Regions from separate parts of the Mus musculus genome. Here regions 2 and 3 are each linked to region 1. A link is a loop called in an ENCODE intact Hi-C map of the cell type or tissue named here. Cell type or tissue: left cerebral cortex. All regions are shown on one strand.

Region 1 (5,000 bases):
AGGTGCGCGCGGCGTGCTCGGCGGCGGCCTCGGCTGCCCTAGCTCCTGGCCACCAGCCCGCTTCCCATGGGGTGACATCCGCCCCGCCCTCGGTCCCTCCCCAAGGCGGGCAATTCCTGGACACTGAGGCTGAGCGCTGGGGGGGGGGGGGGGGGGGGGGCTGGGAAGCCAGGACGGAAAGAAACCCCAGCCTCTGGAGAAGGCTAAGGGGGGCCGACGACTCCCTCAGCTGCGCACCGGTTCCTAGGAGCGGGCCAGGCGGGGGAGGAGGAAGAAGGCTGGGCTGGAGCGACCAAGGGGATATTCCTCTCCCGGCTTGAGTCAGACGCGGGCGGAATCCGTCCTCCCCCGTTCCCTCCCAGGAGACGGGAACTTACTTCATTTCCCTGGGGCAGGTTCGCCCACGTTACCAACTCTTCCCCCCCCCCCTCCAGCTCCCCGGTTCCTTCCAGCTTCCGTGCCCCCCACCCAGCTGGGCAGGACTCTGGCTGCGCTGCCACCCCCTCTTTCGGGGAAAGGAGGCCGCAGCCGCAGACACCTGGGGGCCCGAGGTTTGGAGGGGGGGGGGGCACTTCGCAGCCGCCAGAGCGTTGTCCAACACGTGAGGCTCATGTGATGAAGCCGGGGGAGGGCGGGCAGGTCGCTCCTTCCCTCCCCGGCAGCGGCCAGACGTGCTTGGAGTCACAGGGTAGAACACGTAGCTTCTACCCACCCACTCGCTCCCATTTAACCCAGCCCGCAGCCTCTCCTTACTCCTCGGCTCGTCCCCTCCAGCAACTCCCCCCCCCCCGCCCCGCCCGCTCCGCCCTGAGCAACCCCCCCTTCCCTCCCGCCTCTCCGCCCGCCCCACTTCTCATTCACTTGGCTCGCACGGCGCAGACAGCGCAGCGAGCACACACCGCCAGTCTGTGTGCAGAGCGGGAGCCAGAAGCCGTGGGGACACCCGGCCATGCACGCCCCCAACTGAAGCGACACCTCAAAGCCGCTGCTCCTGGCATCCCAGCGCATTGCAAGGAAGCTCAGGCTAGCTCATAGGAACATACCTCTTGAGACCCTCGGATCCTCCCTTCCAGGGCAGCCCTTTCTCAGACTCTACTAAGTGCAGACAGGAGCGCACAGTGGCCCCTGCTCGCCGCATCATGGAACGGATCCCCAGCGCGCAACCACCTCCTACCTGCCTGCCCAAAGCTCCAGGGCTGGAGCACGGAGACCTGTCAGGGTAAGTGTGTGCTGTGATCCCTTCAAGTCTCCACTCCTAACCTTGTGTTCCGCGACACTCTCAACTTGGGGCATCTCTGAGAGTATAGGGGGCTTCTTTCACGTCTAGGGCTCCTGCAGCTAGTACGCACTCGGGAGTCACGGCTTTTTCTGACCTCTCTCCCTGCAGGATGGATTTTGCCCACATGTACCAAGTGTACAAGTCCAGGCGGGGAATAAAACGGAGCGAAGACAGCAAGGTAGGTGCATCCCTGGGAACCTCATTCCTTAGCCCCTCGTGTGCGCTGAGTTTCCAAGAAAAGTTTGCTTGTTTCAAGGTTGGCTGGGGGGTTCAAGATGAGATGAGCTCATTGCCACAAATGAGTGACTTGGGAAAGAAGGGGCAGAGAAGGTGAATCTGGGTGCGTCTCTGCGCCCTCGCAGAATTTTTCCCCCCTGCTACCGGTTGGGAAGGAAGGGAGGAAGCTTCGTTCCCTTCCCCGGGCACCCATTGCTTCCATGTATTCCATGCAGGAAACTTACAAACTGCCGCACCGGCTGATTGAGAAAAAGAGACGTGACCGGATTAACGAGTGCATTGCCCAGCTGAAGGATCTCCTACCCGAACATCTCAAACTTACTGTAAGTGAGAAGCTGGCTGCGCTCCAACCCAGTTCTTCTGCCCAGAGGGCGGATGGTGGGGTGGGGGTGTCTCTCGCCGCCTGCAGGCGTCACGGGGAACTGCATGCTAGACGGGCGGATCAAAGCTTCTGGTTTGGAGGGAACCCATCCCCAGACCCAGAACTTCCTAAGCAGAGGCAGAACCAGAACCATCTGGGGCCTCTTTAAGTTGGCTTCAACACTAACACAGCTTCCTTTTGGTAGTTTTTTTTTCTCTCTCTCACCACCTTGTAGTCTCCCTGACTTAAAGAAGCAAACCACGAAATTAAAAACTTAAGCCTTGTCCGCTTTTCATTTACAATAGGACCTACTTTATTTAATGTGTGCCTTTTTTTTTTTTCGTCATAATCTTTACTGGTAGCCAAAAGCTTTTTAGCTTTTCCTTCGGGAAAAGTATTTGGAAAGGAAGACAAAAAGCCAGCATGACTGGAAGTTCTGAACAAGTGTCAGGGGGGAAAGAAAGAAAGAAAGAAACGCAACACATTGGGAAAGCCACTTGGTTGCCAGACACAGTAGACATCCCTCCCTGGGTTGACACCACAGCAGATAAATGTTATCCCCGGAGTCCCCTAAGTTAAGGTCAGGGCAGCTGCTGGAGAAATATATCTGTCAGCTCACTCCCTAGACTGTAACAACTACCAAAATGCCTCCAAAGATAGACAACACGTGTCTGGCTTTTTTTTTTTTTTAAGCTTTTGATCATCTATGTGTATATGTTAAAACATCTGCAAACTTTAAATTTAGTGGAGCAGGAAAGACTCTTCCTATCTTTGTTGTTGTTGACACCCAATTCTCCTAACAGATAGTGTCAGAAGGGACTCCACTGACCTCACGGGTGACAGACTCTCCGTTTTTTTCTTCTTCTTCAGACTTTGGGTCACTTGGAAAAAGCAGTGGTTCTGGAGCTTACGTTGAAGCACGTGAAAGCATTGACAAATCTAATTGATCAGCAGCAGCAGAAAATCATTGCCCTGCAGAGCGGTTTACAAGCTGGTGAGTCCCCGGCCTGATTAGTGTCTCCTGAGAGCTCAGTGCCAATCTAGCCCCTGGGAGCTCGCTCTGGCTTCTGACTCTTCTGTTACCATTCATTTTTCACAGTCACTGGGCAGGGGTGGGGGGGGGGGAGATGCTCTTCTGATTCTTTCCTAAAAGGTCATATTTTGCCATACGGAATGCTGCTGTGCGCCACCTGAAATGAGTCCATGTTAGCCCAGTGATGAAATGTTTCGGTGACATTTTGAGAGTGTCTAGGTTATGGGAGACTTCCCCATCCCCCTTTAAAATGCCAAGGCACCTATAATTTGCATTGTGGGTGTTTTTACAGTTGGTCTGATGAGCCCTCATTCATGGGCGAACAGAACACGGGTCTGCCCCCAGTGTTTTCCTGTTTCTTTGCTTCCTTCTCTTTGGATGTGGGGTGCAGTCTTGGCAGGATGACAGCAGGTTTTCTTTTTTCTTTTTTTTTTTTTTCCTCTTGCCTGCCTTCCATTGTGGTTCCCTGAATAGCCACCAGGTATCTTGGCAAATTGCACAATCCAACGAAACCACTGCTTTCATCATTCATTTATCCTGAGTTTCAGAGAATCGGGGTACAGACCAGGGGGAATCCTAATATGTACCCCAATAGGCGTTCTTCAGTCCTGTCCAAGGCTAGAATGAGAATCACAGAAACCAAACCAAGCCAGTATGTCTGCCAGTTTTCTTTCTAAAAATAGAAAGTTGATCAGGACTGATCTCGGGGTGTGTGTGTGTGTGTGTGTGTGTGAGCTACAGTATATGGAGAAGACTTACAAATAAAGAGCCTAGTTAAACTGCACGGAGGAAATGCAACTATTTGATGAATAGGTTAGGTTTCTGTGTGTGCAGCAGTTGTTGGAGTTGTTGGTTTTAGTTTTGTGGTGGTTTTGGTTGTTCTGGTTTTGGTTTTCCTAAAGCTCAGAAGTAACCTGCCAGCCTCACCCTCCCAGGCGGGGGGATTACAGTGGGAGCTGTAACAGTTTCTTGGGCATGGTGGTGCATGCCTGTAGTCCTGTCCTTGAGAGGCAGATGGAGCCCCTTAAATTCATAGCCAGCCAGTTTTGCATAGGGAATTCCAAGCCTTTTAAGACTAAATAGGGAGATCCTAGATCCTATCTCGTACAAAAAAAGGGGTGGGGGGCAAGGGAGACAATGTTTTGTTTAGGCGGTATTTGTTTTATATAGTTTCTTTTTATGAGTCTCTGGACTTCTGCTTCCATGAAACTGTTGCTATACTAACTTATTGAGGATGGGTGTGGTAGTGCAGACCTGTAGGCCCAGCAGTCTGAAAGTTAAGATAGGCTCATATGCGTTCAAGGCCAGCTTGGGTTGCTGAGTAACTCAGTGTCACTCTAGACTAGAATGAGACTGCTTTATTTAAAAAAAAAAAAAAAGATGTGACTGTTGAACTTTTAAACACAGTAGCATGTTCATTTTTGTGACACAAGAAAAATCGGTAGCTACTACATGAAGTTTATCAAGAGTAGAAGTAAGTTGGTTTATTTCTCTGGGACACTCTACAGACATTATGAATCCTAGTTCGGAAAGTGGAGTATATGTAACCTTAGCGATACTCTGTTGTAATTAGTATTAAAACCCAAGTATTAATAAGGAAAAAAAAACCCTGTAACTAAGTGGTCGGAATTTGTTTATTTTATTCTTTATACTTCTCAGCATAATTCTCTAGGCATAGACTTTTGGAGTCTGAAATGCAAATTGCCCGACAATTTCAAAAGAGACAAGAAGAGAGCCTCAGACTTACCTACCACCCAACCTTCTAAAATCCTCCTTTCTGGGTCTTTTTCTTCAGGTGATTTGTCGGGAAGAAATCTCGAGGCAGGGCAAGAAATGTTCTGCTCAGGTTTCCAGACTTGTGCCCGTGAGGTACTTCAGTACCTGGCGAAGCATGAGAACACTCGGGACCTGAAATCTTCCCAGCTCGTCACTCATCTCCATCGTGTGGTCTCGGAGCTGCTGCAGGGTGGTGCTTCCAGGAAACCATTGGACTCGGCTCCCAAAGCCGTGGACTTGAAAGAGAAGCCCAGCTTCCTAGCCAAGGGATCAGAAGGCCCTGGGAAAAACTGTGTGCCAGTCATCCAGCGGAC
Region 2 (5,000 bases), 69 kb before region 1:
AAAAACAATCTCAATAAATCTAAGATAAATGATAAACAGTGACAATCCCAGCACTGGAGTAGAAGCTGAGAGTGGGAGATTAAAAGCTCAAGTTCATCTTGAGCTACAATCAAGTTTGAGACTAGTCAGCAGTACCTAAGATCCTGTCTCAAAAGAGAAATCCTTTTAGCCAAGCATGGTGGGGAACATCTTTAATCCCAGTACTTGGTAGGCAGAGGCAGAGCTCTGTGAGTTTAAGGCCAGCCTAGTCTACAGAGTGAGTTCCAGGACAGCCAGGACTACACAGAGAAACCCTATCTCTAAGAAAAAAAAAAAACACACACAAATCTCTTTAAAACTATACATCATCATTTATGTCCAACCCAGGCTGTAGGTATCTTTCAAAGCACTTCACATAGTTAAGTAGTTTATCATTCAGTCACCTTCATGTTTGTCTTCTTGCTCTTCGTCAAAGATAGGAACCCTTTCTCTCATTCACTACAGTATTCCCTATGCCCCAAGAAAGTATAAGTGCTTTGCATACACATTCTCAATATCTACTTGATAAACAAATGAACGACCTCTGTTTTTTCCCCAATGTCTTTGCATAGAATCCCACTTGCCCACCCAGGTTAGGAACTGTCTCTAAGGAGTAAGTTAGACACAGCTAACAGTGTGGAATCATATTATTCACTGAGGTCATCAATCATTAACAAAGCAATCACACATCATTAGCTCAATAGTGACAGACCCAATAATTAATTATCATTTGAGAAAAACAACTCTAGAGGATCAGTTTAAAAAATAATAGCAAAATTCTGAAAACGTATTCTGCACCTGTAATTCTGACAACCACTTCCCTCGCTTTAAAAACTCATGTTGAGACATTGCTATGTGATATTTCATGTATCTTACGATATTGACAAGTTTATTTATAAAGGGTTACCTATCTTGCTCATGGCCTAATTGTTTATTTCTCTTAAATTTTTATATTTTATTAATGTTCTAAATGTCACAACTGTTTTGAAACTCTTTGAATAATTTAAATTAGACGGAAGATTAAATATTTTGTAGTTGAAGTTATAAACCAAGGTCCTTCCCTCCAAGATACCTGTCCTGATTTATCACAATTCCAAATAAAATAGTCTTGTTTAGAGATATTTGGAGTAAACTTTTACTTGCTTTAACAAACAGTTGAGTCAGGCAGGCCCCAGAAGTCTGCTGGTTTAGACCAGTTTCCTTATTTTATTTTTTAAAAGCATTTAATTTTATGATGCAACTAAAGATTTTCTTTGTGTAATATATGATAAAGACAATAAAGTATTTTTTATCCTATTCTTCCAAACAGAAAAAAAAAAAAAAGTCAGTTAAGCCACCAAGCTGGCTATGATTCCAAATACCTGTATCCCAGCCCATTGGAGGTAGAGGCAGGGAACTGTGGAGTTCAAGTTCATGGGGGCGGGGAGGGGGGATACATAGTGAGTCTGAAGCCAGTTAAAGCTACATGAGCCCTTGTCTCAAAACAATAATGAATGCCTTCTAGAGAAAGGTGTGTGTTACTAGCCTCCCAGGTGAGTCTCATGGACAGTGCAGCTCAGCATCTTCAAAAAGATCAATAATACCAAGTAAGGGCTGGGTACCACAAACCAGGTTACATAGCAAGTACCCAACCTTCCTAATGAGCCTCTGTAGCCACACAGAGCCTGTCTTCCATTCAGAAGCCTGGATTCCCCGTTTTACCGCTTCCTTTCCCTGATCAGATAACAGGCTTTGTGTTCCTACCGGAGTCACCATTTCATGGTTTGCACAAGACCGACCTGCAGTGCATCCAGATTTTCATAACCCGTCAAACAATTTTTCAGTATGTGTTATGGCAGGATATTCTAGAACTGCCAAGAAAAGTAAATTCACAGAGCCGCCTGCAATTCAGTAACTATTGCAAATTAGCATAAATAGCCCTGTTTTAGAAGGAATGGCTTTTGCAAGTCATACAGGAAAAATAATGTGGCTTTGCATTTGCATCATTAAAAACTCCCCCTGTGTACACCTTCACCATGAATATTAAACACGGCACAACCATTCAGCACGTTAACCTGCTTGGGTGAAACTCTTTAATGAAACATTTGGTTATGATCACAAGACTAACTAGGAAAACTAGCTAACAAGTACCTATTTTTACGGATTTTTTTTTTCATCTTAAAAGGAAAAAAAATTGCATATCAAATAAAACCTCTCAACACTTGTCAGCTCTCCTGTGAACATACCATATAAATGGACGGGCACCGGCTGCCAGGGAAAACGAAAGGCCAAATTGCACTCATATACCCATGCTGTCAAGTTCAGAGAGAAATCTGTCCTAGACCCAAGCCATCCACACGGCGCACAATGAGCCTGTTAACAAGAACTAAGAATGGATAAAATTCTTCAGATTTTTCTGCATAGATCTTACTTTCTTAGTCACCACCATGATTTTAAAATGACTCTGGCTAGTTGCTCAAGGCACAAAACAAAGGTACTTTCAAATAGCAAATGTGCTTAAATTCTATATGTTCCAATCAAAACTCTTAAAAAAAAAAAAAAAAAAAAAACCTGTAGAGAACAGCAGCTGTGGATTTACCTAGATACAAACATATTCATGGTACTGTGGGCTGCTCAAGAGGTGTGACCGTTATGTGGAGCAAATTTTTAAAAATGAAAAGAAAATATATTAGAGCAAGTTTTGAACATGAGACTGTTTATAACCATTCGAGAAGATTCTTCAAGCACAGTAGCTCTGAACACGTTTCTCCAGGTCCCAGCCCTGCCACTCAAACAAGTGGACGATGCTGGAAGGGTATTGATGAACAGCTTGCTTAAAGAGAGAACAGGAGACTCTGTGGGCAGCAGAAAGCTGTGTAGGCAAGGCAAAAAAGGGCCAAAGGAACCGGGCTTAAGAGGCAGGTGTAGGTGTGGGTGTGGGTGGGGAACAATGGCCTTAATCTCCCGGCATTTGGGACTGATGGATCTTTGTGAGTTCCAGGCCAGTCAAGGCTACAGGGTGAGACCTTGTCTCAGAGAAGAGGAGGGGAGGGAGGGGAGGAAGAGGAGGAGGAAGAGGAAGAGGAGGAGGAAGAAGAGGAGGAAGAGGAGGGGTAGGAGAAACTTGTCGTCTTGCCCTTGTCTGCTACCACCTGGCCCCTTTTTCTCACCGGGAAGCAGCACTTCCTTTTCAACCGTGCTGCTTCTCAGTACAAAACAGCCAATGACTCTTTCTCCCAGCCTCCTGGGTTCTTTCAGCCTCTTCAAGTCTTCTCACCCTTGCTCCCTATTGTAGTCAATAAGTGATGAGCTACCCATGCTAGAAACCTGGGAGAAGCTGGGTGAGTCTCCTTTCAGTCTGATGGAAGCCGCCTTTTGAGCTGTGAGATGTTTCCAGTTGCTTGTCCTTGGGGGATGGAACGCAGACCTTGCATATGCTAGGCAGGCACTTTACCACTGACCTATGTGTCCCGCCACCTAATTCAGTCCAGTCCAGGTTTAAGAATGTCTTAAAATTCTCTCTCTCTCTCTCTGTCTCGCTCTCTCTCTCTCTCTCCTTCCACATGTAGCCTTTCTGACTCATTCTTTAAATAGCAATGTCCATTCCTCCCCACTAAGTATAACACACCAAGGTTAGTATCTAACTTTCAGATATTATTTTTCCTATATATTTTGTGTTCTGAGTTGGGGTGCGTGGTGGTGCCCCATCCTCCTCCTGCTAGCCAGCTGCTCTAACTTGGAGCTTCAGCTTTAGCTGTTCTTAATCACAGCCAGTGCGTTTGTTTCCTCTGTTTCTCCCCAGGCTCTTTGGTTGCTCTACTTTGGGGATGCTGTGTGTCGGAGAGCAGCGTGCTGGATCTAAACTTGGGAGTGCCATATTTATATTCTTCTCCCTGCCAAGAACACCTTTCTCTCCATTCCCACTCAATGCTTACCTCCATATCTTTTTCTTTGTTTTGATTCGGGTTGTTGTACCTCAGTGATAAAACTCTGTTCTTTCCAGAATTTTCTTGCTTTCTATGCTAGGGAGGGGCATGCAATGCATGCCAGAATCACAGGGCTTAGGCTAAAAGTGGCTCCTCCTTCTAATGACTGCAAGCTCCCTTGTAGACAATGGCTAAATATAAGGTGTCAGGGATACAATCTGGCTGAGGCATTTCATGCAACTTCTGAAAAGCAAGTGAAGGGCTCTAATCATTTGGCTGGGCATGGTAGCACATGTCTCTAATCCTAGAATTTAGATGCAGAGGAGGGCAGATCTCTGTAAGTTCAAGGCTTGCCTGGCATACATAGTGCCAGGTCAGCCAGGGCACTCTGCAAATAAATAAATAAAAAATAAATAAATAAGAATAAGAATCATCTGAAGGCTAGGGATGTAGATCACTTGGTAGGATGCTTGTCCTGAATGTATGAAGTCATGGATTTAATCCCAAATACAATATATAGCTCTAGTGATCCATATTTGTGATCTCAGCACTTGGGAGGGAGAGACAGGTGAGTCAGAAGTTTAAGATCATCGTTGGTTACAAAGCAAGTCTGAAGTCAGTCTGGAGAACATGAAATCCTGTCTCAAAACCAGTAAATATCAACTAAACAAAGCCACACAACGATATGCATATGTAAAATATCACTATGAAACCCATTATTCTGAATAATCAATACATGCCAATAAAGATCCATTGTTGAAAAGAATCATCTGAGTCATTTGCAAAATAATGAAATCCTATCTCTGAAAGAGACATAAGAAACTCACAGAAAGGTAGGAGAGTCTGAATAAACAGACTTATTGTGTAACCCTCCCCCACACTCCCCCTCGGGGCCTGGTACATGGAAGCGAGCATTTTACCATTTGCCTGGTGTGTGTGTGTGTGTGTGTGTGTGTGTGTGTGTGTGTGTATTGGAGGGTAATTGTGTACATTTTATATTAGTGATGTTGTATATGTACAATTTGCCAGACAAAATTCAGGTATACATCTCCTAACAAAACAGATGACAAAGCTCTC
Region 3 (5,000 bases), 110 kb before region 1:
TACATAAATTGGGTAACGTAAGTCAATTTTCCAGTCAGTTTAAAATTTTCCACCATAAGGTAAGCCTACGAGAGACACGTGGCTTTTTGTCTAAAACCAACATGGCTCCTGTACTCAATCCCATAATACTGTGCGGCCAGCAAGGACCTGCTCTTTGCCCTGGGCTTCGTCTTTGATCTCTCAAGCTCTCCAGCACGGCATGGCTGGCAGTGTACGTTGTGTCTCCCCACGTCCTAGCTGGTTCACTGGAAACTTCTGCATTGACATGTTTAGGTGGCAGCTTTTACAGGTTTGTCGTGTCTCATTTGAATCCTGTCACCAAAGATATAAATCTTCATTCAGTTTGCCAGCTTCAGCAGAAAATAATTGAAACTGGAATGTCACTCCGCCTTACTCGCTGCAGGTCCTACCTTGGGAATGTGGGCGTCAACACCAAAGCTGGTACAGTGTAGCTAAAACAGAATCTGCAGGTAACTCTCTCAGGGCCTCTGAGAGGGCCTTGATTCCACTGCCTCCTCCACACACCACCTTTTCCTACACCTCTGTTTCAAGGGTTGAGATCCAGGTCACCTTCAAAATTACCCTCCACCATCCCCCATGAGGAAGTAGCATTTCCAGGCTAAGCATTAGGTATGACAATGCAGTGTCCATGTGCAAGAAGAAAGCCTTTGTGGCTTTAGTTGCTTAAATGTTTGCCACCATAGCAGATCAAGTTTTGTTTGGGGGTTTGGTTTGTTGGTGGATTGGTGGATGGGATTTGTTGGTGGGTTGGTTTTTGGTGGGTTGGTTTTTGGTAGGTTGGTGGGTTTGGTTTGTTGGTGGGTTGGTTTTTGGTTGGTGGGTTGGAGGGTTGGTTTTTTTGTCCTCCTTAAAGGACTACATGCTCAGTCCACCAAACCAAAGAACAGTAATGAGCCTTAAAAGATGAGCCCTGGAGCCTTCAACAGGGAGAGTAACTTCCTGAGTGCTGGCTCCAACATAAACAGACACCTCCTGACTTCTGCAAGACAGAGCTAGCTCTTCCCAAGTCAGGTGCTGCCTGCCTTTCAGCACAGGGCTAGCCTACTTTAGTAGTCATCTCCTTCTCACTCTGTCCCTGCATAGGAAATTCTACCCACCGATCAGTCATTCTTTTTCAAACCTCTTTCATAAGAGACTCTATAAGCTAGAAAGCACTAAGTGTGAATACTGTATCAAGACTGAAAACCCTGTGGCAGAGATAAGCAACAGGTACACTCCTAACAGATCTGCCTTCCACACCGAGAGATCTTGTACAATACCTTTTACTTAGCCACATCTTTCAAAAGGTGAGCCAATCTCAACTCAATCAAGGGAGCTCCCTTCCAATGACTGTACTCATTGCTGTCCCAGAAGTCAAGTGTTTAGCCAAATCCACTTAACTCTAGTTCACTGATCACTTGTTAACAATCAACTGGGATGTTGGAAAACCCCCATAAAGATTTCGATTTTACAGAAAGTACCCAAAATTCCACTGATTTTGCATCACAAAGTGGTGGTTAAAGTACTGTTTTGAGTAAAACGCACTGTGTGTGGTTTTTGTGGGTGGCTTTAGCTAAGAATGACTATCAGACCTCAATTACCTGACAGGAGAGAGCTATGACGGCAATTATAATTAAGACAATTAGGATCATAACAAATACCTTTCCACCCTTAGCAATAGAAGTCAAGTATAGCATCCCAACACCAATTCAGAAACAACCAGCTCAACACACCAAACCTACCAACATGGACAATTTAGAAAACAACAGTGGATTGTATATGTCACAGCTCACACTATAGGATGGACTGCCTTAATGCTGGACTTCTGAATTCTTTTACGAGTCTCTACATTACTGGAGGTATGACTTGAGGAAAAAATAGCAAGCAGGCAACCTAAAATCCTTTTAAGGTCGTGACAAGCCAGTGTGGAAGAGAATCCTAACACCTAGAAGTGAAACTGCATCATCTACCCAGCCTGGAAAGAAAAAAGAAAGCTAAAAACCACCAGAGAGCAAGAAGGCAGAGTTTGAGAAAACCCCTAAGGTGAATTCTGAACAACAACAAAAAGAGTCCCACAACATGAGTGCGTGTTGTGTGCAGGAACCACTGGTGGAAAGAATTCGCCAGCACTTTTGTGATCACCTCAGAGAGAGAGAGAGAGAGAGAGAGAGAGAGAGAGAGAGAGAGAGAGAGAGAGAGAGAGAGAGAGAGAGAGAGAGAGAGAGAGAGAGAGAGGCCGGGCCCATTTCAATGGAACAATACAATACAGTACACACAAGTGCACAATCCAGGAATGTAAGGTCCTCACTGCTGAATAGCTTGAAGGCACTTCATGCCTTTTTAACATATATGTCACTTACAGGATCTCAGAAGTCTCTCCAGAAGCCTTCTGTGGAAGCTGTCTGGAAGATTTGGTGTTGTCACTGGGTAAGATACCTGGGACACACAAGGCTGGTAGTGGTTCTCAACCTTCCTGGTGCTTCCACCCATTAATACCATTCCCCATGGTGTGGTGACCCCAACCATAAATTTACTTTCATTGCTACTTCATAACTGTAATTTTGTTGCTGTTGTGAATCATAAGGTCTCAGGTGACCCCTGAGAAAAGGTTGTTCAACCCCCCAAAGAGGTCATAACCCACAGGTTGAGAACCATTGGTTCAGAGGCTAAAGGATTGTCTGGCCTCCACAGGCCACAGGGTAGAATAAAAAGACAGGGCCCTTGACAATGAGAATCTTTGTGCTAGCTCAACCACCTACATGTTTTGACTCTGAGAGAGTTAGTCATTTCAATTTTTAATTCTCCCCATTCTAAGAGTAGAGCGCTCTTTCCACTTCCTCCCACAGGTGGTAATGAGCGCAGAGATGCTATGCGGACACCAGGGGCCTGCTTGGTATGCTCCATCCATATTGCCCATTCCTTGTGCCTGACATTTTCTTCTCACACCTACCCACAATCTCAGCTAACTATTGCACAACCAAGCTACTTTCTGTTCCTACTAAATCGCTCTGCTGTTGTTGCTGTGGATCTTAAATCTTTATGTCTTCACATGACATGTTTGGGTCACATCCAGTCATTTTTATTTTAACTATGTTGTAACTATCAGTTTGAACTGAATAATTCATTAAAAAAAAAAAAAAAACTTAGTCACACAGTTCCCAACTTCCGGATAATCGCTCTTATATTTGTGATCACTGGTGAATTTAAAATCTGAGGTGTTTTTTTTTTAAATATCTGAAGCTATTTAACGTCTGGGATCATGGATTTCCTTAGCTTATGAACCTCCCAACCCTGCTAATGAAACAGTTCCTCTTGCATCTGACTCATCCACAGTTTCACTGTCTTTCACTTAACATTTAAATGTAAAGTCTGTGCCATATTGCATGTAACTGTGGAGACCCAGAACTTCCCTTAACAGTTTCAAGGAGCCTAAGAAATTTGCTTACACTCCCTCAGTGAACCTTCCCACTCTAGACCCTAAATCCGATTCCTATTCTGTTTCCTGTCCCATCTCCCTCTTACTCCACCCGTGATGTGGCTATGGTGCTCCTTCCTTCAGTGTCAGTGACACAGGGCAGTGTGAAAAATGGCACCATACTAGGGGAAGAGAACAACGAACAGGAAACCTGTGACAACAGAATGAGAGTTCCCTCCCTTCCTTCCTGGCCACTCAAATAACGAGTTCTCAGCCATTTATATTTGCCCACCATCTTGTTCGACAACAGCAAAACAAAGAAAACCCCCACCTTTCAGCTTCTTCAAAGAAGACATCCACGTGGAAAAGATGACCTGGATTTAACTGAGCGGAACTCTGAGCCTGATAGTCAAAGGCAACCACCCGCCTTCATCAACCATAGACAGTGAGCTAGGCACACCCCAGCTCAGATCCTGACCTTCCACCTCCCTTACCTACCCATCTGGGGATTTTTGTTGTTGTAGCTGTTGTGTGTGTGTGAATACACACCACACAGGTGCACATGCTCATGTGTGTATGTGGAGAACAGAGGATATCCTCTGTCCTTGGATGTCATCCGATATTTTAATTTTTTACATACGGTCTCTCTCTCTGGTCTACAAGTAGGCTAGGCTACTTATCCTGTAAGCTCTAGGGAGCTTCCTGTCTCTGGCTGTCCAGTGCTGAGAGTACACACCTGGCTTTTTCTTTTCTTTCTTTCTTTCTTTTTTTTTTTTTTAATAGAAGCAGCTGGGGTTAAACTCAGTCAGATTCCCATGCTTAGAAGGCAATGGCTCCGCCAACCCAAACTATGTCCCCAACTCGAAATTGAAAGGGTTTTTTAAGAACTAAGGGTGATACTAGTTTGTTTCCTTATCATCAGGATGGAGCACAGTTCCTCCCGAGTGAAGAAGCCCCATGCATGTGGGGAAGTCTTCCCTTCATCTACTTTAGAGTTCTGCAGTCAAGTTCAAGGAGGAAGACTTCCTGAAAGAAAGAATATGCCAGTCACCCCAAAAGAGAAGCATCCTACTAAACTAACAATCCAGCAGCTGCTACCAGATAACCACTCACTACTCAGAATGCCTCTCACCTCAGAGCTCAAAACCATAAACTAAGCTGATCCCTCTACACAAGCAAAGCCCTGCTCTTCTTTCTTGAGAAGAGACAAAACCGTGTTGTGACTTAGCTTAGCATCCAGGAATGTGAGAATTCAGACCCAGCTGTACCTCCAATGCTCCCTGCCATACCACTCCTCATCCAGGAACCCTTAAAGGGAACACTCCACTTGCTCATTGAGTCAGTTCTTAGACAGAGCACACCTTTGGTAGCATAAGAAAATTTTGGCCATTTGGGGTAGTATAAAGAATTGTCTCATTTATTTATGAACTATATGTAAATGACTGAGTCAAATTTAACCCCCAGCTGGATAAAACCAAACATGTTTCAGAGTTTCTGCTAATCCCAGAAATCTAATAAGAACAAACAGACCAGGTGGTGAAATGGAACTGGCTTTTTATTCTGTGCCTTTCTCCTACTATTTAAA

The links. A loop is a pair of places that touch in the nucleus more often than their neighbours do. Peaks named below come from ENCODE experiments on the same cell type or tissue, not always from the same donor. Only the 100,000 strongest peaks of a DNase experiment are listed, where the experiment ranks them.
Region 2: it touches region 1 in a loop (7-fold over the local background); 3 of 42 quality-filtered maps call a loop at or near these places.
Region 3: it touches region 1 in a loop (6-fold over the local background); 11 of 42 quality-filtered maps call a loop at or near these places.

What each region holds. Positions count from the first base shown.
Region 1 is chr6:108,659,774-108,664,773 of GRCm38, forward strand. Bhlhe40 (basic helix-loop-helix family, member e40) reads left to right here and starts at 856. Exons shown (of 5, transcript NM_011498.4): 1 at 856-1,219; 2 at 1,388-1,457; 3 at 1,732-1,839; 4 at 2,748-2,871; 5 at 4,706-5,000. The coding sequence starts at 1,140. 0610040F04Rik (RIKEN cDNA 0610040F04 gene) reads right to left here and starts at 1,161. Exons shown (of 7, transcript NR_104577.1): 1 at 1,044-1,161. In left cerebral cortex, CTCF peaks have their summits at 1,919 and 3,378; DNase peaks (open chromatin) are centred at 289, 744, 1,884, 2,870 and 1 more place; H3K4me3 peaks cover 5,000 bases; H3K27ac peaks cover 4,448 bases.
Region 2 is chr6:108,590,553-108,595,552 of GRCm38, forward strand. All of the region lies in intron 3 of 0610040F04Rik (RIKEN cDNA 0610040F04 gene), which reads right to left. Among named protein-coding and RNA genes, the nearest start is that of Gm44040, 57 kb to the left of the region's middle. In left cerebral cortex, no CTCF peak of the experiment used is centred here; DNase peaks (open chromatin) are centred at 1,891, 2,274, 2,827, 3,869 and 1 more place; H3K27ac peaks cover 2,815 bases.
Region 3 is chr6:108,551,716-108,556,715 of GRCm38, forward strand. No RefSeq gene overlaps it. Among named protein-coding and RNA genes, the nearest start is that of Gm44040, 18 kb to the left of the region's middle. In left cerebral cortex, a CTCF peak has its summit at 2,854; DNase peaks (open chromatin) are centred at 2,887 and 3,447; H3K27ac peaks cover 1,801 bases.